4 separate regions of the Homo sapiens genome follow, and regions 1, 2 and 4 are each linked to region 3. A link is a contact called in ENCODE Hi-C or POLR2A ChIA-PET data. All regions are on one chromosome and are shown on one strand. Each heading gives the region's core, a stretch centred on a gene start or an enhancer-like site at or near the end of the contact. The rest is flanking DNA. Distances are from core to core; before and after follow the strand shown. Region 1 overlaps ELK1 (ETS transcription factor ELK1). Region 2 holds the start of UXT-AS1 (UXT antisense RNA 1). Region 3 has its middle 13 kb from the start of SPACA5. Region 4 holds the start of SYN1 (synapsin I).

What was found. Hi-C counts contacts between places; a loop is a spot of excess contacts on that map. ChIA-PET counts read pairs that join two places held with the same protein, here RNA polymerase II (POLR2A). Pooled maps may share reads with other maps.
Region 1: a loop to region 3 is called in a map of A673, with 5 times the contacts of the local background. The contact joins two enhancer-like sites. A Hi-C loop is called at or near these places in 5 of 168 maps with a recorded cell type or tissue (A673, esophagus muscularis mucosa, heart left ventricle and 1 more), 2 of 37 single-sample maps with no recorded cell type and 12 of 50 pooled maps. POLR2A ChIA-PET finds 5 or more read pairs at or near these places in 1 of 52 experiments (activated T-cell).
Region 2: a loop to region 3 is called in a map of CD8-positive, alpha-beta T cell, with 10 times the contacts of the local background. The contact joins the promoter of UXT-AS1 here to the enhancer-like site in region 3. A Hi-C loop is called at or near these places in 38 of 168 maps with a recorded cell type or tissue (A673, CD4-positive, alpha-beta T cell, CD4-positive, alpha-beta memory T cell and 26 more), 35 of 37 single-sample maps with no recorded cell type and 39 of 50 pooled maps. POLR2A ChIA-PET finds 5 or more read pairs at or near these places in 1 of 52 experiments (naive thymus-derived CD4-positive, alpha-beta T cell).
Region 4: a map of CD8-positive, alpha-beta T cell shows a loop between it and region 3 (10-fold over the local background). The contact joins the promoter of SYN1 here to the enhancer-like site in region 3. A Hi-C loop is called at or near these places in 1 of 168 maps with a recorded cell type or tissue (CD8-positive, alpha-beta T cell), 1 of 37 single-sample maps with no recorded cell type and 8 of 50 pooled maps.

The regions. Positions count from the first base shown.
Region 1 is chrX:47,634,745-47,639,205 of GRCh38, forward strand. ELK1 (ETS transcription factor ELK1) reads right to left here. Exons shown (of 7, transcript NM_001114123.3): 4 at 4,151-4,461; 5 at 3,007-3,438; 6 at 2,269-2,370; 7 at 777-2,183. The coding sequence ends at 2,085. Among named protein-coding and RNA genes, the nearest start is that of CFP, 7.0 kb to the left of the region's middle. Within about 2 kb of position 3,212, at least 5 of the 41 ENCODE cell types and tissues checked have a DNase peak (open chromatin) inside an H3K27ac peak, as active enhancers do.
Region 2 is chrX:47,655,789-47,660,498 of GRCh38, forward strand. UXT-AS1 (UXT antisense RNA 1) reads left to right here and starts at 3,045. Exons shown (of 2, transcript NR_028119.1): 1 at 3,045-3,392; 2 at 4,107-4,323. UXT (ubiquitously expressed prefoldin like chaperone) reads right to left here and starts at 3,392. Exons shown (of 7, transcript NM_004182.4): 1 at 3,327-3,392; 2 at 3,042-3,148; 3 at 1,994-2,075; 4 at 1,784-1,851; 5 at 1,395-1,502. The coding sequence starts at 3,139. RefSeq lists enhancers at 2,736-3,239, 3,224-3,483, 3,240-3,741 and silencers at 2,964-3,043, 3,322-3,661.
Region 3 is chrX:48,017,855-48,023,010 of GRCh38, forward strand. No RefSeq gene overlaps it. Among named protein-coding and RNA genes, the nearest start is that of SPACA5, 13 kb to the left of the region's middle. RefSeq lists a silencer at 3,226-3,275. Within about 2 kb of position 3,682, at least 38 of the 41 ENCODE cell types and tissues checked have a DNase peak (open chromatin) inside an H3K27ac peak, as active enhancers do; they include A673, CD4-positive, alpha-beta T cell, CD8-positive, alpha-beta T cell and 12 more, where a contact is called at or near this core.
Region 4 is chrX:47,617,693-47,622,451 of GRCh38, forward strand. SYN1 (synapsin I) reads right to left here and starts at 2,165. Exons shown (of 13, transcript NM_006950.3): 1 at 1,660-2,165. The coding sequence starts at 2,036. RefSeq lists silencers at 2,178-2,472, 2,179-2,388.

The DNA.
Region 1 (4,461 bases), core at 1,962-4,461, 380 kb before region 3:
GTTTCAGGTGTACACACACACACACACAGCCTGTCACACTCTCCCAGTCACAGCCATTCGTTTTTCTCAGTCTTTGCTGCAGTCTCTCACGCCTGCTTTCGTACACACAATTGCACCTTCTTGTATCTTTGGTCTCGGTCACTGGTTTGGTCTCCCAGCCATTCTCTCCCGTACAATCAAGTTCGCACCCATACAGTCTTACAGCTTTAGCTGACACTACAGCCTCAAGTAAACAGTTTTGCACATCATCTATTTCTCAAACGTTGAGTCGCCTACAGTGAGGTTTGTCACCTACACAATCTTTGCCACAATCCCTGACAACCTCTACTGTAGTTTCATGCCCACGTAGTCTCTCACATGTGGTTTTGGTCACCCAGTCTGTCTTGCTCGCCATCAAACAGTGACAGGGCTGCAGTCCCCGTTCCCTTCTCGTAGACATTATTTTGTGCATACCATCACAGGTTCTTGTACAGTACCTTGACTATTCATCCAGGCTCAGTTATTTTCTGAAACACAGCCACAATTTCCCACATAGACACACCATCAAAAGTCTGTGGTCACAACTTCTGCACACTCTCACACACAATCACAGCTTTCCACGTCTCTGACACACACATGGTTACCGATATGCAGTCCCTACTATTGTTTCTCACACACGCCATCACACCGTTTCTCTCACAATCGACCTCTGCCTCACACCCTCCACACACAGTCATGCGTGTCACGCTCAGCTAGTCCTGACAACATCAGAGAAAAAGTGCCAGCAGCCTCCAGCATCACTTTGAAAAATATATATTTACAGGAACAATTCCCCATTCTCTGGGACTCTTTAGAAAAAAAAAAGGTCCATTTTGGGGAAGTAAAACAAACAGTGGAGACGAGTGTAGCACTGTCCCCCAAATCACCAACCCCCAGGTCCCAAGGCCTGGGCTGGGCCAGCGCTAACAGGTGAGCCCAGGAGTCTTTTGAACCCACTCTCTCTTGCCTAGAATAGAGACAGGACAGGCTTTATGTCCCCCATTCCTCCCTCCCAACTCCAGGGACATTGAAAGGGTCCTTTGTACCCGCCCGCAGGAAATTGGGGGGCTGGGAGGGAGGGAACTGAAAATTCATGTTTGGTATCAAAAATAAACACTTGGAGTGGGGGAGGCGGCAGGAAGATTCCCCCCCAAATCCCTTCCTTCCCACCCACCCCACCAAATATAGGAAGAGATGACTCCCTCTCCCCTATTGAAAAGCCCCATTTAAAAATAGATTATACTATCAAAATGGCAGCGGGGGAGAGACAGGGAGACCTGGAGTACTGGCTGGAGGGGCCCCCCAGACGGGGACCACCCCCCAAAAAAACCCTCCATTGGGAGGAAACAGGCAGGACCCCAGGGAGGTTGGCAGACAAAGGAATGGCTTCTCAGGGGGAAGAACAAAAGGGACATTCCTCCCTGGCCAAAAAGTTGGTTGAAAAGGATAAGCTGTCTGAGAGAAAGGTTGGGGAGGTGGAAATTTCTATTCCAAGGGTGTGATTCTTCCTTGGCCAAGACTCCCAACCCATTAAATGGTACAAATTCTTCCTGGACCCCTGAGTATGGCCAGGAATAATAAAACAAAACAAACTAACTCTTCTACTCACATCCAAAAACGCAGACAGGGCTCCCTCATCTCCCCAAGGGCAGGCTGAGAAATAAAGAAAGAAAGGTCGTTCTCAAGCCAGACCTCGATTGTCTTGTCTTGGGGAAAAAAGTGGGGAGGTGGGGGAGATGTCCTAACCACCCTAAAAGGTTAGGTCAGGCTCCTCCCAGTGGCCTTCAAAAAATAAATAAATAAACCGCCCCTACCATTGAAGTAGGAGACGTGTAAGGGCGGCCACTGGGGGACTGACAGAAAACAGAGAAGTTGTGGAAGCTGTGTGTTTTCTGTGGAGGAGATAATGAGAGTTACTCTTGGGAGTAATTCTTCCCAAGGATCCCCACCCCACCACAATCAGAGCATGAGTCTTTCAGTTGAACTATGTTTCTCCTTGAGATGGCTGGCTGGAGAGAGCATGGATGGAGTGACCCCAGAAGGGGTGGTGGTGGTGGTGGTAGTAGTCATGGCTTCTGGGGCCCTGGGGAGAGCACCACGGGGGTCGAGAGGCCATCCACGCTGATAGAAGGGATGTGCACCTGGGCGCTGCCACTGGATGGAAACTGGGGGCAAAAAGAGGGAGAGGTCACAGATGGGGGCCATTCTTGGGTCTCTCACCCTGTCCAAAACGGGGAAAGAGGATCCTACCTGGAAGGAGAGCTTGGCCGGGCTACGGGGCGCAATGGGACTCAGGGTGCTCCAGAAGTGAATGCTAGGAGGCAGCGAGCTGGGTGTCAGCAGCACCGGGGTCTGTGGGGAGAGGGTGGTCGGAGCTCAAGTGAGTAGAAAGTAGATGTGGGATGCTGGAAGGGACTTGGTCCCGGCCCCACCACAGATTTCCCACTCACACTCCCAGGGTCACTCCCCAAAGTGCACACACCTAGATGGTAACCATGGAGGCCATGCCTATGATCTCTCAAACTCTGCAGACACCCCCCACTCCCCACTCCCGAGAGCCCACCCTCAGTTGCTGAGACCTCATTGGTCAAGACCACCCACAAGACCCTATCCAAATGCTGCTCTCAAACCTCTCAAGTCACCATCCCAACAGCTCAGGGTCAACTTCCAACTCATGTCCCACCCATGAAACCCCATATGCACATCCCAGACCAAAAAGCCCTGCTCAGGTTCCTTAAGCCACACCCCAACCTAGAAACAGTCCCACAGAAAGACCCTCGGTCCCACCCACAAAAGTCCCCAGCCCTGCCCTTCACTAATCAAACCCCATCCCTCCAGCCAGCATCAGCCCAGTCAATCACACTCAAAGGCTCCACCCTCTTCAGGAACAACCACACTCACCCTCCTCTGATTCCTGTCAGTCACCCGCCACATGCCAATCCCATTGGTGCTGGCGCCCACACACCCCACCCCTCCGCAGGCACTCACCAATGTATGCGTAGGAAGCAGGGATGGGGTCAGCGCCGGCCCCGGAGCCTGGAGGCCGGAGCCACTTCCCGATCCTGGGGTCCGTTCGGGTCCCGGCCCACCTAGCAGGCTCGGGCTGAGTGGAAGCTCTAGGTCCCGGGGCTTCCGGCCCTTCTGCGGCTGGGAGATCTCAGGGCTGGAAGCCGCATGGCCGCCCGCCTGCCCTGCGGTGTCCATAACAACCGCGGGCAGCCGGGCTGGCACGCCCTCCTGTGGAGGGACTTCTGGCTCGGCCTTGGTGGTTTCTGGCACAAACCCTCTCTCCCCCGCAACTTCCAACTCTTCCTTGGGCCCTTCTACTTTCACTTCTGGGGGCAAAGCCCGGCCCAAACCCGGCTCCACATTAAGCTCTTCCGATTTCAGGTTTGGGGCCTCGGGCGGGGTCAGGATGACCTGGTAGAGGAGCAGGCACAAAGAGGGTGTGTAAGGATTGTTGGGACCACAGGATTCTCCTGTGGGCCACCCAGTGATTTCCCCGGGAAGGTGGCACTTGGTACTCAGGGCATGACTGCACATCAGAGCAAGTCCTCCAACAGGACATAGGACTTCGTCAAGGAAGTAGGGCTTCCTCTGGGGCAGGTCCTCCTATGGGACAGGGGACTTGGGGTGAGACAACCTGAAGCGGGTAGGAATCTGAGGGATACCATCCTCATTCATTAAAACAGTGGTTCTCAAAAATTTACCTTCCTCTGGACCAGCAATATCTGCCTCATTTGGTAACAAGTTAAAAATGCAAATTATTGGGCCCCTCCCCAGCCCCACAAATTCAGAAACTCTGGGGGTGTGCCTGGCAATCTGTGGTTTAACAAGACCTACAGGTGATTCTGATGAGCACTAGAGTGCGAGAACCAGTGCATTAAACATATTCCAGGCACCTACATGTTCGGCAGCTACTAACTGTAGCACAGTATTCTCCCCTTTCTGTCTCAGGATTTGTGTAGCTCTCTGCCCCACCCCTCCTTCTAAGAGGATGTCTTCCTTCCACCATTATCTCCTTTAACGGGACAGCTATGTCTCTTCTACCAGCCTCCCTCGTCATCCGGGGATTACACATCCCTCCTCTTTACTGCCTCCTCTTACTGAATTTCTATATTCCAGTCCTTACCTGCAGAGGCAAGCCGGCCTCTTCAGCCTCCAGACAGGCCTCCAAGGGGCTTGGACTGGTGCTCCTGCTCCCCGAGGGGGGCGCTGCTGCCCCTGCAGGAGCTGCACTGGGGAGCACCACAGCAGGCCGAGGATGAGGGGGTGGCTGCGGCTGCAGAGACTGGATGGTGAAGGTGGAATAGAGGCCCGAGCGCATGTACTCGTTCCGGCTGCTGCGTGCCAAACCGCCTGGGCCTGCCATTCCTGCACCCTTGGGTGTGCCTGGCTTTCCAGAGACAGTGTCCCCTGGGGCGGCATGTATAGCAGCAGGGG
Region 2 (4,710 bases), core at 1,795-4,294, 360 kb before region 3:
TTTCAAATCCCTCATCTATGCTCCCAACTGCCCTTCCCTGCACAAAACCGTAAATCAAGCTTGTCCAACCTGCAACCAGTGGGCCACATGCGGTCCAGGACGGCTTTGAATGCAGCCCAACACAAATTCATAAACTTTCTTAAAACATTATGTGATTTTTTTTTGCAACTTTTTTATTTTAGCTCATCAGCTATCATTAGCATTAGTGTATTTTATGTATGGCCCAAGACAAATCTCCCAATGTGGCCCACGGAAACCAAAAGATTGGACACTCCTGCCTTAAACTCAACTGGAGCCCACATTTTCTCTCCCCATCACCCCCAACACAGATCTGCTTCAATAACCACTTTAATATGCTTCCAGCATACCCTTTCAAATTATTTCAACAAACACAAAGCCGGGTACAGCAGTGCGCCTGTAGTCCCAGTTACTTGGCAGGCTGAAGCAAGGGGATTGCTTGAGCCCAGGAGTTTGAGGATGTAGTATGCTATGATCGCAGCTGTAAACAGTCACTGCATTCCAGCCTGGGCAACACAGCGAGACACCATCTCTTAAAAACAAAAACACAGAGTGTCTACTATATGCTTGTACTACTCTAGTCACCTGGGTATAAGGGAATAAACCAAATCTCCCCCTTTGTAAAACTTACATTCTAATTGGAGGAGACAACATGAGAAAGAAATTACATAGTAAATATTAGGGGGTGATAAGTGTTAGTAGAAAAAAAGTAGAAGGAGGGGAATCAAGCATGCCAGGGGCTGTAATTTGAAAGTTAGGTTACAGAGGGCCTTGTTGAGGAAGTGACATTTAAGCAAGACGAGTGAGTGAGGAGAAAGGAAGCCATGTGGGTACTGGGGGAAAGAGCAGTGCAGGCAGAGAGAACAGCTACAGCAATATCCCTGGGGTGGGATCATTCTTGGGGTGTTGAAAGAAGCATGTGAAGGTGAGTGTGGCAGGAACACAGTGAATGAATAGTAAAATTAGCAGGAAGTGAAATCATAGGTAACTAGTTTTCTTGTTACCAATTCTAACAGGCTGAGACCTCATGGATCTGGTCATAATTGTATTTATGTATAACAGTATAGTCCTTCTAGATTGTAAGCCTTCAAGGAACTCTTCTGTCTTGTTCACTGCTGCATTCCCACTGCTAAGCACAGTGCCTGGCATACAGAAGATGCCCAATAAATGTTTGCGTGAATGAACAATACAAAGATCATTTTTTGAGTGCTTATTATGTGCTACACATGGGCTTTGCAACCCCATTTCTTCAGCCCCAGCTCTGAAGAGGAGGGGAGATGAGTCCTTAAGTATCATTCCAGGCAGCCATGGGTAAAGGGAGAAGAGTGTTGGAAATGGTGGTGTTTTTACACACTATCCTCATGGAATGGACTTACTCTGTGAGGAGAGAGCTCTTACGATCAATGAACTTGAGAGCTTCTGCCAGTGTCAACTCCAGGAAAAAACCATATCCCAGGGCCACATAGATGCGTGAAGTATCTGGGCTGAGGAAAGAGAGGTTAGAGGAAGTGGGGAGAAGTCCTTATCACTGTTTAGCATAGTTTATGTTTTGCTCCCCACCCTTCCCCAAATTGAGGCTCTGGGAAGGCAGGGATTTTGTCCTATTTTATTCACTGTCACATCCCCAGCACCTAGCTTATATCCTACTGGGATATAAAACCTCGCATAGTGCCTGGTACATAGAAGATACTCAAAAAAATATAAGTTGCATGAGGGAAGGGGTAAGCTGAACCCTGTGGGCTCAGAGGGGCGGGTAGACACTCACACCACTGTGTCAACGAAGAAGTTACAGCCCAAATCCACCTGCATATATAACTCCGAGTGCTTAGCTTCCTGTGGGGCCAGGGAAAAAGAGGTAGGGGTCAGTGGTGAACTCTTAGGTCAGGTGACAGGGTTGGGTCTGGAGTCTCTCTTCCCATTTCCCTCCCTTGCCCACACATACCAAAAAAATGGTACCCAATCCCATAGTCTTTACCTGGAGTCGCTCAATGACATTTCTCAGTTGAAGGTATTTGGCCAGCTGCTCATATACCTTGTCTCGATGGTCCAGCACCTTTCTGATGGGACGAAAGTACAATGGTGACCAATAGGCAGCCCCATTCCTCCTAGTATACCTCATATCATGACCCTCTGAGACTCTCATGTCACCATACACTGAAAAGGCTTTTTAGTGCATAAGTTAATTTTCGGCTCTGGGTCAGACTGCCTGGGTTTGGATCTGGGCTCTATCCTTTATAGATGTGTGACTTTGGCAAGTAAATAACCTGTTTGGGACTCAGTTTCCCCATTTATAAAATACAGATGACAGTATTACCTTGTAGAGTCATTAGGATTAAATGAGCGTTTACTACAAAGCATCTAGAATAATGCTTATCAAATGGTAAACTCTCTATATACATGTTAGTTATAATTACTATTATTATACTCCCAATACTGAACTCCAATCATAATGTCCCATCCTCACCCTAGAAAAATCCTCCATCCCTTTTAGGATGCTCATAGGCCTAGTTCTGAACACCTTATTTCCTGCTTAGATTAACAAAGATTGCAATAATATTTCTTCATACTCATTGAACCTCTACTATGTTTCAGGCATCCATGCTAAATTCTTGACAAAGATGGGACACATCAAAAACTCAAAACCACTGCATGGGGAAGGTTCCAGAAAACTCCCCATTTCACAGAAGAGTAAAGTTTATAGGGCACAGAAAGGCGAGGTAGGACGTATTCACAAGGATGAAGAATGGCCGAGCCAGGATTCGAACCCGAGAACTGTGGCTCCAGAAAACAAGCCTTAATCTGTTAAACATCGGAGGCCGCGCATGCGCTGACACGCCCCTGCTATGAACGCCACGTCCCAGCCAAACTGCACCCCGGATGTCGTCCCCACTTCTCGCTCCAAGGAGCGCGGGGCCGGACTCTGAACGCCTCGCCCGCCAATTCAAAGGGTTGGCCCTAACTTTGAACGCCCCACCCACCACGTGGAATGTTCCAAACGCCCCGCCCCCCGCACTGTCACTCACCGCAAGTCCCGCTGCAGCACGTCACTGATGAAGGTCTCGTAGCGCAGCACTTTCTCCCCCGTGGCCTCCACCGCCCGCCGCTTAGGGGGCGTCGCCATGATGGGCTCCTGGGGAGTGGGGAGGGGGAAGACCATGTTGACCGATCCAGTTTGGCCTCACACACAGTTCATCTCTACCCTCTCAACGCTGGGAATCGGCTTGTCCGGCTCAAGCTGGAGGTTCAGCCTTCCGCCCCTCCCAACTCGGGGACCCGACCACCCAGGGACACCCAAGCGCGGCCTTTACCTCAGGCCGCCAGCAATAAGAACGGTTGGTAGGAACCGCGGCTTCCGGGTGGCGCGGGTGAATGACGTAAGTGGCAAGCGCGCTGGCCAACCAAATAGCCAGTTGGGGAGGGGCGGGCCTGAGTGGAAGAAGACGGGCCAAAGGGGAGAAGAGAAGGGCAGGGCTTCACGGAATCCGAGGAGATCAAAGAAGACTAGGGCGTGCGAGCAGGGGCCGTCTGGCAATAAACCGGCCAATGGGGGACTGCAAAAGCGGCGCCTGGAGCCTATGGAGACCGTGTGTGGCTGGTGGGGGTGGGATTTAATGGGATTTGGCGGGTTCTAAGGTAGGCGCGACGCACAGGTGGAGGTAGAGGAAGTGAAGAGTTTAATATTTAAAAGGACCTAAAAATTGACTATGGTTCTGGTCTATAAGGAAGATCCCGTGTGATCTGTCGGCCTGGATATTGATTTTTCACACGGGAGGTTTGGATTTCACTCCTGGCAATGGGACTGAGTATAAGCATTTAAAAGGTTTTAAACAGAGACAGGTTTTCTAAAATTCATCTTTGATAACTCCAGCTCTGCACTCGCAACCCATAAGTGAGGCTCAAGTGGAAATTGACAACACTCTCTGTCTAATCACCTCGTTTGATAGTCAAATGGAGAGGGTGGCTGAAGTCCTCTGCCGAAGATTGGCCATCTTGTAGTTAGGCATAGTTCCCATGTTTTTATTTAAATGGTAAGGTTTTTGTGAATTTATTCTTATGCACTAGAGTGACTGAGTGAATTTATTTTTCAGGTTAGATTTTCAAACAAGAACTTATAACCCAGCAAGAATGGGCCTTTGCCTGGAGAAGAATCCAGACCATGGGATGAATCCCCAAATGCTATTTCCATCTGTAGAGCCTAGAGCACCCACCCCTACCAAGGAAGTCTTCCCAGATAATTTGTGTTTCATATGTAAAAGCAAGTTTTTTTTTTCAAATGCTCAAAACCCAAGCAAGTTAAGCCCTTCCTTCCTTCCTTCCTTCCTTTCTTTTCTCTCTCTCTCTCTTTCTTTCTCTCTCTCTCTCTTTCTTTCTTTTTTTTCTTTTTTAGACAGGGTCTGTGTCCCCTAGGCTGGAGTGCAGTGGTATGATCATGACTCATTGCAGCCTCAACCTCCCAGGCTCAAGTGATCCTCCCGCTTCAGCCTCTGGAGTACCTGGGACTACTGGCATACACCACCACGCCCATCTAATTTTTAAAAAAGTTTTTGTAGAGACAGAGTCTCACTATGTTGCCCAGGCTGGTCTCAAACTCCTAGGCTTAAGTGATTTGCCCACCTCGGCCTCCCAAAATGCCGAGATTATAGGCATGAGCCAGCACACCTGGCCAAGTTAAGCTTTTCTTTGCCCTTAGAA
Region 3 (5,156 bases), core at 2,432-4,931:
AAAAAAATGGCAAGGATTAAAACCATGACAAGAAGATTAGAAAGGGTATTTTCATTCATTATTAGTGGGGGGTGTCAACTTGTACTAACTTTTCAAAAGGCAATTTGGCAATGTCTATGAAAGTTCAAAACGTGCCCACCTTTTGAACCAGACACTCTAGAAATGCTCACCACTGTGTACAAAGATAGATGACAAGATAAAAAAAAAACCAGGTACTGCTGAGGTTGTAGAGAAAAGGGAATGCTTATACACTGTTGGTGGGAATGTAAATTAACTCAACCATTGTGAAAAGCAGCGTGGCAATTCCTCAAAGAGCTAAAGAGAGAATTACCATTCAACCCAGCAATCTCATTACTGGGTATACAGCCAAAGGAATATAAATTGTTCTACCACAAAGACGCATGCATGCATATGTTCACTGCAGCACTATTCACAATAGCAAAGACATGGAATCAGCCTAAATGCCCATCAATGGTAGTCTGGACAAAGAAAATGTGGTACATATACACCATGGAATACTATGCAGCCATCAAAAAGAATGAGATCAGGCCAGGTGCAGTGGCTCATGCCTGTAATCCCAGCACTTTGAGAGGCCAAGGTGGGAGGATCATGTGAGCCCAGGAGTTCAAGACCAGCCTGGACAACATAACAAGACCTCATCTGTAGACCTCGTCTCTACAAAAAAATAATAATAACAATTTTAAAAAGAACAAGATCATGTCCTTTGCAGCAACATGAATAGAGCTGGAGGCCAGCAACATGAATAGAGCTGGAGGCCATTATCCTTAACACACTAACACAGGAACAGAAAACTAAATACTGCATGTTCTCACTTATAAGTGGGAGCTAAATGATGAGAACTAATGGACACAAAGAGAGGAACAACAGACACTGGGGCCTACTTGAAGGTGGAGGGTGGGAGGAGGGAGACGATGAAAAAAAAAAATAACCATTGGGTTTAGTACCTTGGTGATGAAATAATCTGTGCAACAAACCCCCGTGACATGAGTTTACCTATATAACCAACTTGCACATGTACCCCTGAACCTAAAATAAAAGTTAAAGAAAAAGACGACAAGAGAGATCACTGCCACACTGTAGCAGAAATTACACAGAAGTCCTTCAATATGGGGCTGATTAATAAATCGTAGTACATGCATACAAGAAAAAAAAGCATCTCTTAAAAATATCTCTATGTCCTGATACTGAAATACCTTCCATCAACAAGTGTTCATTAAGTAGGGGCTATTCCAGCTATGCCAGTGAGCAGCTGTGCAAGCCCATGCAATCTGCTTATCCACTCTGGTACTCAGCTTCCTTAGCTGTAAGAGGTAGATAAAAATGGTACCTACTTCCTAAGGTCATTGTGAGAATTAAAAGTGATCATGCATATATAATGCTTAGTATGGTGTCAGGTGCAGTGTGAGCTCACTACATGTCGGCTCTTGTTGTGTCACTTTTGTTATCATTATCATTTGTATTATCATTATCATTACCACTATGACCATTATTAATACTATTCTGGGCAAATGGAATGGCAAAACAGTTTTACATAATGAGCAGATTTTAGCAAAAGGAAGACATTTACATACGTATATATTTATATGTGTATGTAAATATAAAGAGAAAGAACAAGGGGGAGAGAGAGGTGTATAGGTGGAAATTAACCAAATTCATCAGAAATTGGTTATTTGGAATGAGTGGTGATATGAGATTATAAGTGAATTCCCCCTTTCAGATTGTATATTCCTCAAGAGTTTGGATTTTTGGTGTGCCACTTCTAAATCACTTCTGTAGGAAGAGAAAAAAATGACAAAATAATATAGACTTTCTTAAAAAGGGCAGAAGGGAAAGTACTGAACATGCTTAGGGACATCATGAATTCTGAGCCTAAAAAGGAAAAGGGCAGACCTTTGGGTTGCTCAGGCTGTTCTGAAACCCCAGATGTGGAAAAACTACATATAGATCAGAAAAGAATTTGAAGGGCATGAGGTTTACTGATTCTTCCTGATGATCAAGGTCCATATATTGAGCCAGAACATAAGAGCTATTTGTGCAGACATGGCTTTGATTTCCTGAAGAGTCACATATTTTTAGTTCTGCTTTAGCAGGACACCTTTGGTTGACATGCAGACATATTTTAAGTCACAGCAGAGCAATCCTATCTCTGTATTTATCACAAGATTGCTGATAAGGGACTTGGCTGACGCATCAGAGAACTGTCTTATCAAAGAAATCTTTGCTTCTGAGGAAGTGGCTTACTTTCTCTGTATGGGTGAGATAAATAAAGCAAATGAGCTTTTTTCCCCCTCTATGTTGTGGCTTCTAGGAAGCTCAGAAAAATAACTGTAGCTCAACATAATTATGTAGAATCCTATGATCTACATATAGACATTTCAACCTGGCCTTGGTTTTGCTCTACTTCCCTATTCCATTTTATGTGTTTATATGTATCCATTTTATGGTATTAATAATAGTATAATAATAATATTAAACTCATATATAAGACTTACGTATGTGCTAGGCATTGTTGTAAACACTTATATTGACTCAATTGATCTACACAACAACCATACAAGGCAGGTATTATTATTATTATCATTAACATCATCATCCCTATTTTACAGTTAGAGAAACTAAGGCACAAAGAGGTTAAATGACGACTCTGTCCGCAGACCACCAGCCCTCTCACTTCCGTTCGATGTAAACTCTCTGCCCCGCCTCATACCCTGCTCTGATGTTAAGATCCGAATGCTTATTCAGGCAAGGTCCCCTTGTGTTTCCAAAATCAGTCACAACTTCCTCTGACAGCCACCTTTTTCCGACCTTTATCCTGCATTAATTAGGTACTGCCAGTCACTATACTTGCTCATGCGCAGTACCGTTCCCAAAGCCGTCGGTGCTAGCAGCCAAAGTTGTTCTGTGGTTTTCTTTAATTTAATGATTAAATTTTTTTAATTGTACATATTTGTAGGGTGCAGAGTGGTATTTCAATACATGCATACAATGTGTAATGATCAAATCAGGGTAATTAGCATGTGCATCACCTCAAATATTTATCATTTCTTTGCGTTGGGAATATTCAAAATCCTCTCTTCTAGGTATTTGAAAATGTACAATAAATTATTGCTAACTATAGTTATTAAGCAGTGCTATAGAACACCAAAACTTTTTTGTTCCTTAACTGCAATGATTGTACGTATTTGGCTGGCAAGAAAAATGGCCGTGCCAGTAAACCAGCTTGTCAAGGGAGCAGGCATCTTTACAGCCCTTACCATTCCGTACAGGAGAGTAATATGCCTTTTAAAGTTTGGAAAAGATAGAACTCCGAGAGGACTTTGAAAACTTGGCGATAAAAGTGGGGCCCTTTGTGCAAAGCTAGTGACGGGCAAATTATGGGCGTGTTTGGGGGGGTTTCAAGAGAACGGGTATGTAAAAATGTTGAGTTCAGGACCACAGACCCCTCCGCCGGGAGATACCACTGCGGAGACGGGGGACGCCTGAAATGGTACGGACATCCCTGGTACCTATTACCGGGGAAAAAGGATGCAGAGCCGGTGATAATACATTCCTCCACCGGTCAGTATCAGTGGGGAGATGGGGAGAACGTGTGGAGCTGGTACTCCTCTCAAGAAAATAACAGTAGGGAGATAGATACTATTAAGCTAGCGGTGGCGAAGGCTCAGGTTGGTACAGTCCGTTGTGGGAGATACCACTGGTGCAAATAGGGAGGTGTGGTACAATCTGCCCACGGAGAAAGAAACGTGAAGAAAGTGACATTGGTAAACATAGGCGCAGGGAGAGTTGGAGACATAAGCCCAGGGATAAAGGGGCCCAGGTGAGGTGGAATATTAGTCGGAGACTAGGTGAGAAGACAGATCTGATCGCGACCCCGCCAGGACTACATTCCATCCTCCTCCTGGGAAACTGTTGCAGAGAGATTTGAGAGGGCGGAGATTCCAGGGTCCCAGTCCTATGAGGCCTCCCTGAGGCCTAGGGGAATAAACAGGAGACAGACAGTGATCAGGTTCCGGACCTCAAACACTCTCCCCTATTAATCATATTCTACCAATTGATCACCTGAAAGAAAATGCACAGGTGAGCCCTTTCAGCTTATTGCAATAGGGAAAACTTTTCTTAATGAGGAACATCCCAAAGACAAGGAAAGAGACCTCGGGTTGTATAGAGGCAGGTAAGCAAAAGAGTCATCCTTGAGTCATCAATCAGGACAGATAGAGATAGGTCTTATCTCAGAATGTGTAAATACATTAGGGACTACTATAGACTGAATTGCGCCCCTTCCCCCCCCCCCCCCCCATTCATACGTTGAAGCCCAAACTGTCAATGTGATGGTATTTGAGGATGGGGCCTTTGGGAGGTAATTAAGGCTATATGAGGTCATGAGGGTGGGGCCTTGGTCTAATGGGATTAGTGCCCTTATAAAAACAGACGTCCAAGAGTTTGCTCACTCTCTCTCCATTTGCACAAAAAAGAGGTGATGTGAAAACACAGTAAGAAGGCAGTTGTCTGCAAGCCTTATGGCTTTCTTTATAGAGAACCCTCACCAGGAACCAAATCAGCTGGCCCCTTCATCTTGGACTTCTCCCAGCCTCCAGAACTATGCCAAATAAACTTCTGGTTTAACCCGTCCAGTCTGTGGCATTTTATTATGGCAGCCCAAGCAGGTAATCCAGGGACTTTTGCAGTTAGCCCTTTGCTGGAACCCCAAAGGGAGCCAGGGGCTGTGAGAATTTTGTAACCATGACTGCTTTCCAGGAGCACAGGACCCACTCAGATATAAAGTAACAGCATCACTCCCCTTCCAGCTCACTCTGCCCCTCATGGCTCCTACTCCTTCCCACTCTACCAATCATTAACATGTATTCTCTCCCACGGTGCCCCCAATTTCCCGCCATTCAGTCACACTGCCATTTTCTTTCATTCATTCTGCTTCATGGCCACCATTCACGCATCTTGTACCCCATATAAACACCTTTCTTTTTATTGTGGTAAAATACACATAACATGAAACTTACTATTTTAACTATTTTACATTGCACAATTCAGTGCCATTTAGGACATTCACAGTATTGTGCAACCATTACCACTATTTAATTCCAGGCTGTCTTCACCACCCCAAAAGGAAACCTCATCCC
Region 4 (4,759 bases), core at 915-3,414, 400 kb before region 3:
GCATATGTGCTCACTGGATCTACTGTTAAGAAAACAATTCTGGGGAGGAGGTGTGAATATACAGAACACACAGAAGACACTCCATAAATGCTCAGGGGAGCCATTGGAAGAAAAGGTCTTTGGGGGAGGATGATTAAAATGGAGCACATGACAGACAAGGAATAAATGCTCACTGGATCCATTAGAAGAAAAGGCCTTTGGGGAGTGGGGCTGGGGATGGACATATAGTCACCTGATCAAGGCTCACTGCATCCCTGAAGGAAAAGTCCTATGGGGAGGGGAAATGGGAGTGCAGAAAGTTGATCTATGGGAGCTCGATTCTTCATCCATAGGAGAAAAGGCTTTTGTGAAGAAGGCACACAATCAGGTACACAGCAGGTGCTCCATAAATACTCCAAGGAGTGATTAAAAGAAAAGGTCTTTGGAAAGAGTGACTGGAATGGTACACACAGCAAGTGCCAGATATCTGAGCACTGTATTAACTGGAGGCACAGGCCTTTATGGAGAGGTCTAAGGTTGGGTCATGCAGAAAGTGCTCAATACATGCAGACTGAAGCCACTGGAGGAAAGGGTATTGCAGAAAGGGTTTGAGGGTGGGGTATACAGCAGGCACCAGTCAATGCATGCTTGCTGAATACACTGGAGGAAAGAACTTTTAGAGAAGGCTCACACTGCAGGCAGTTGATAAATGCTAGATGGATCCACCAAAGGAAAGGTCTTTGAAGAAGTAGCTGGAGAACGGGGGATACAAGAGGCACTCAATAAATGTTTTCTAGATCCACTGTAGGGAAAGGTCTTTGAGGAGACGGTCTGAAGATGAGTCACACAAAGAAGGTTCAAAACTGCTCATGGAACTCACTGGAGGAAAATGATTTGTTTGAGAAGGGGTTTGGGGGTGCGGCACGTATCAGGCACTTAACAAATGCTTCCTAGATCCTTTGGAGAAAAGGCCCTCAGAGAGAGGGCTTGGAGTTGGGGCACAGAGAAGGCATCCAATCAAAACTCACAGGATCCATGAAAGGCAAAGCTTTTGGAGAGAAGCTGGGGTGGGATACACAGCAGGTACTCAATGTTTACTAAATAGTTTAAAAGGGCTTTAAGGACGGAGCTGGGGTGGGACACATAGCATAGACTGGACACATGCTCACAAGACCCATTAGAGAAGGCCTCAGGGCAAGGGTTGAGGAGAACAGGACAGTATCAGGCTCTCAAAGAATGCTCACAAACCTCATTGAAATCAAAGGCCTTGGGGAAGGGCTCTTGGATGAGGCATACTGCAGGTACTAGATAAGTGCTCACAAGATCCATTAGAGGACAAGGCCTATGGGGCAAGGGTTGGGGAGGGTAGGAAGGACACGTTCGGTTTTCGAAGGCTCATAGGATATATTGAAGCCAAAGACTTTTGGGGGAGGGGTAGTAGGGAACAGGTACGCAGCAGGTGCCTGATAATTGCTCCCTGGATCCATCAAGGTTTAAGGGGCGGAGGGGGGCGACAAGGGCGGGGCACAGAGGAAGCATCCAGCTTAATAATTTAAAGGAAAAAGATTTAGGTGAGAGGGCCAGGTGTCAGGCACACAAGCGGCGCTCGATAATTGCTCATTCGCAGAAGAACGATCTGGGGACCCAGGCCCACGGGAGACGTCCGCGGCAGTGGCTTACCAGTCGGTGTGCGGCTCGTCGATGACCAGCAGCACCCTGGAGGCGGCTCCCCCGCGGCCTGCGCCCCCAGAGCCGCCGCCCACCTGCTCGCTGAAGGTGGCAGCTGCCGCCGCCGTGGTCTGCTTGACCGCGTTGGACAGCGACGAGAAGAAGCCACCGCCCCCCGAGGACCCGGGGCTAGGGGCGGCCGGAGAGGCCGCTGGGGCGACCCCGGAGGACCTCTCGGCAGTGGCGGTCCCGGGACCGGGCGTGGCTCCGGGGCTGTGGGCACCGGGCGGCGGTGGGGGCGGCTGCGGACGCTGCAGGTCTGTCATGTACCCATTTGGCAGATTGGCCATAAAGTTGCTGTCCGACAGGCGGCGCCGCAGGTAGTTCATGGCTGCGACTTGGGGCAGGGGGTCCTAGGGGTGGTCTGGCCAGGAGCCGCGGGGGCGGACTGCGCGGTGCCCAGGAGCACAGCTGCGCTCTCAGGCACGACACGACTCCTCCGCTGCCCACCGCAGACTGAGGCAGCGCTGAGTCGCCGGCGCCGCAGCGCAGATGGTCGCGCCCGTGCCCCCCTATCTCGCGCCTCGCGTGGTGCGGTCCGGCTGGGCCGGCGGCGGCGCGGACGCGACCAAGGTGGCCGGGAAGGGGAGTTTGCGGGGGACCGGCGAGTGACGTCAGCGCGCCTTCAGTGCTGAGGCGGCGGTGGCGCGCGCCGCCAGGCGGGGGCGAAGGCACTGTCCGCGGTGCTGAAGCTGGCAGTGCGCACGCGCCTCGCCGCATCCTGTTTCCCCTCCCCCTCTCTGATAGGGGATGCGCAATTTGGGGAATGGGGGTTGGGTGCTTGTCCAGTGGGTCGGGGTCGGTCGTCAGGTAGGCACCCCCACCCCGCCTCATCCTGGTCCTAAAACCCACTTGCACTCATACGCAGGGCCCTCTGCAGATACTCGGTTTGTAGTGTTGATATTCAACTCAGAAGGCATTTTTTGGGGGGAGGGGGGCACTGGAAGCACACTCAGAGACACGAAAGTAGAGAAATAACCCCCTCACAGAGGGGGGTGAGGTCACACGCAGTGCCCGCGGGGAGATTAGTCTCCCACATCCACACAGGCTCAGCTAGGCAGAGAGCGGGGGCGTCACAGACAGCATCAGACAAGCGGAGGTGGACACTTGGGTGGTGTACACACCCTTGCCCAAGGTGGCAAGGGGGGCCTGGAGGCACACAAGAAATGACACACATATAAACACACACAAAAGTGAGGAAACATACGAGGGCATGTACAGACAGAACACACGCCAATCTAGGTATACATACAGACATACAAGTCCAGAGTAACACACATGGGCATGTTACATACATGCATGCATACACCCATACCCCCACACACACAGGTAACACACTGACACACAGAGACCCAGGGAAACTCATATGAGCATACACTTGCAGACAAAACACATTCCCACCGATGATCATGGAGAAACCTAGATCTGCAACACAGACATTCTCTGCAGCCCTAGCCCTGGTGCGTGTCCACCCCCACACCAGAACACACTTGGTATATACGCCACCATCCCTTTGCTCTGGACACCGCCAAAACTCACGATAACTACCTGATGTCATCAGTGCCCATGGCTGTCTCCCCCTGCACCCAAGAACTTTCCACAGAGGCAGGCCCATCCCATGGTGCACACACAGTAGGTACCAAATAATGTTTGCATATGAGCAAATGAGGTAGTCCAAGCAGAGGTGGGATATGGGAACCTGTCAAATCTTTATGATTCTGACTACAATAAAAGCACTAATTCATAATCATTTGTTCACTGATTGTACCCAACTCTTAACTAAGCTGTTTACATGCATCATTTCATCCAACCCTCACAACAATCCAGTGGGGTGGATAATATAATGTCTATTTTACAGATGAGGGAATACAAGAACTCCAGTTAATTCCCAAAGGGTCATGTTCACTTTATGATCAACACATTTTTTTAAGAATGTGCCAGGAAGAGGAAACATCCAGTGCCAATGTGGCTGGAACAAGCTGAAGGGGGTTGTGGTAGCAGGGGCCAGATTGGGTAGGACCTTGACCATAGTGAGCAGTGATGGTGGACTAGGAGAGGTGGCAGAAGATAGGCAAGAAGTAAGTAGATATGGAGTCTCTTTTGCCTGCAGAATTTTCAGGTGACTCATCCACTTATTCATTTGTTCATCCTTTATTCATTAAATCATTGGCTGGTTTAAACAAGGCAGTAATAGTGTGGGGTCTGGAGACACAGTGCCTGGGTTCAAGTGGGGCCTCCACCATACACTTGGGAAAGTGACTTAATCTTTCTGAGATTTGGTTTCCTCATCTGTAAAAAGGATACATCTCTAACCCACCTCTAAGGAGAGGGGTAGGAAGGGGGCAACCTCTGTACCTTTGCATGTGTTGTAACTTCTGCCAGGAATGTCCTCTCCTTCTCTCTCGAGGGCTGCCTTTGGCCACTGTCTGCAGGAACCCCTCACCCCCAGGTCTCAGATTCTATCCCCTCCTCCCCTAGGCTTCCACAGTACCCAAGTCAAACACTTCCCAAACCATCCTCTACTCCCTCCTCCAACCCAGCCAGCTTCAGTCCCACCTCCAGGCCTTTGATTTGGCCACTCTTTTCTCCTCCCTTCAGGATTCCTTCTCTGGCATTCCAAATCCTAGTGTTACCCAGATGGGGATCTCCCCGCAAATCAGATATTTTCCAATGTCTTGAAGTATGTGCTCCCTGGTTTTTTGCCCAGTAACGGAAGCAAACAAGCTGTGCAGGGCGCGGTGCCCTCTTTGGGGACAGGAACAGCTGCAGGTCTACAGATCTTTCTGACTCCTTTAGGTCTGAATTCAGGTTCCTCGGGAATCTATCTCCAGGCTGCGCCTCTTCCTGGGGTCCCCATTCCTAGGTTCCTAGTACTTGTGGCCCCAGCACCATTTCATTTTTCCACGTGGCTCAATTTCCAGAAATTAATTTTTTGTAGATTGTTTTGTAGAGGAATGAGGATTCACCTCAGGAGTGCCTCAATTCACTAAGGCAAAGGTTAGGCTCCCCCAAACTGTCTCCATCTTGTTCAGCAGGAATAGGCGTACAAAAG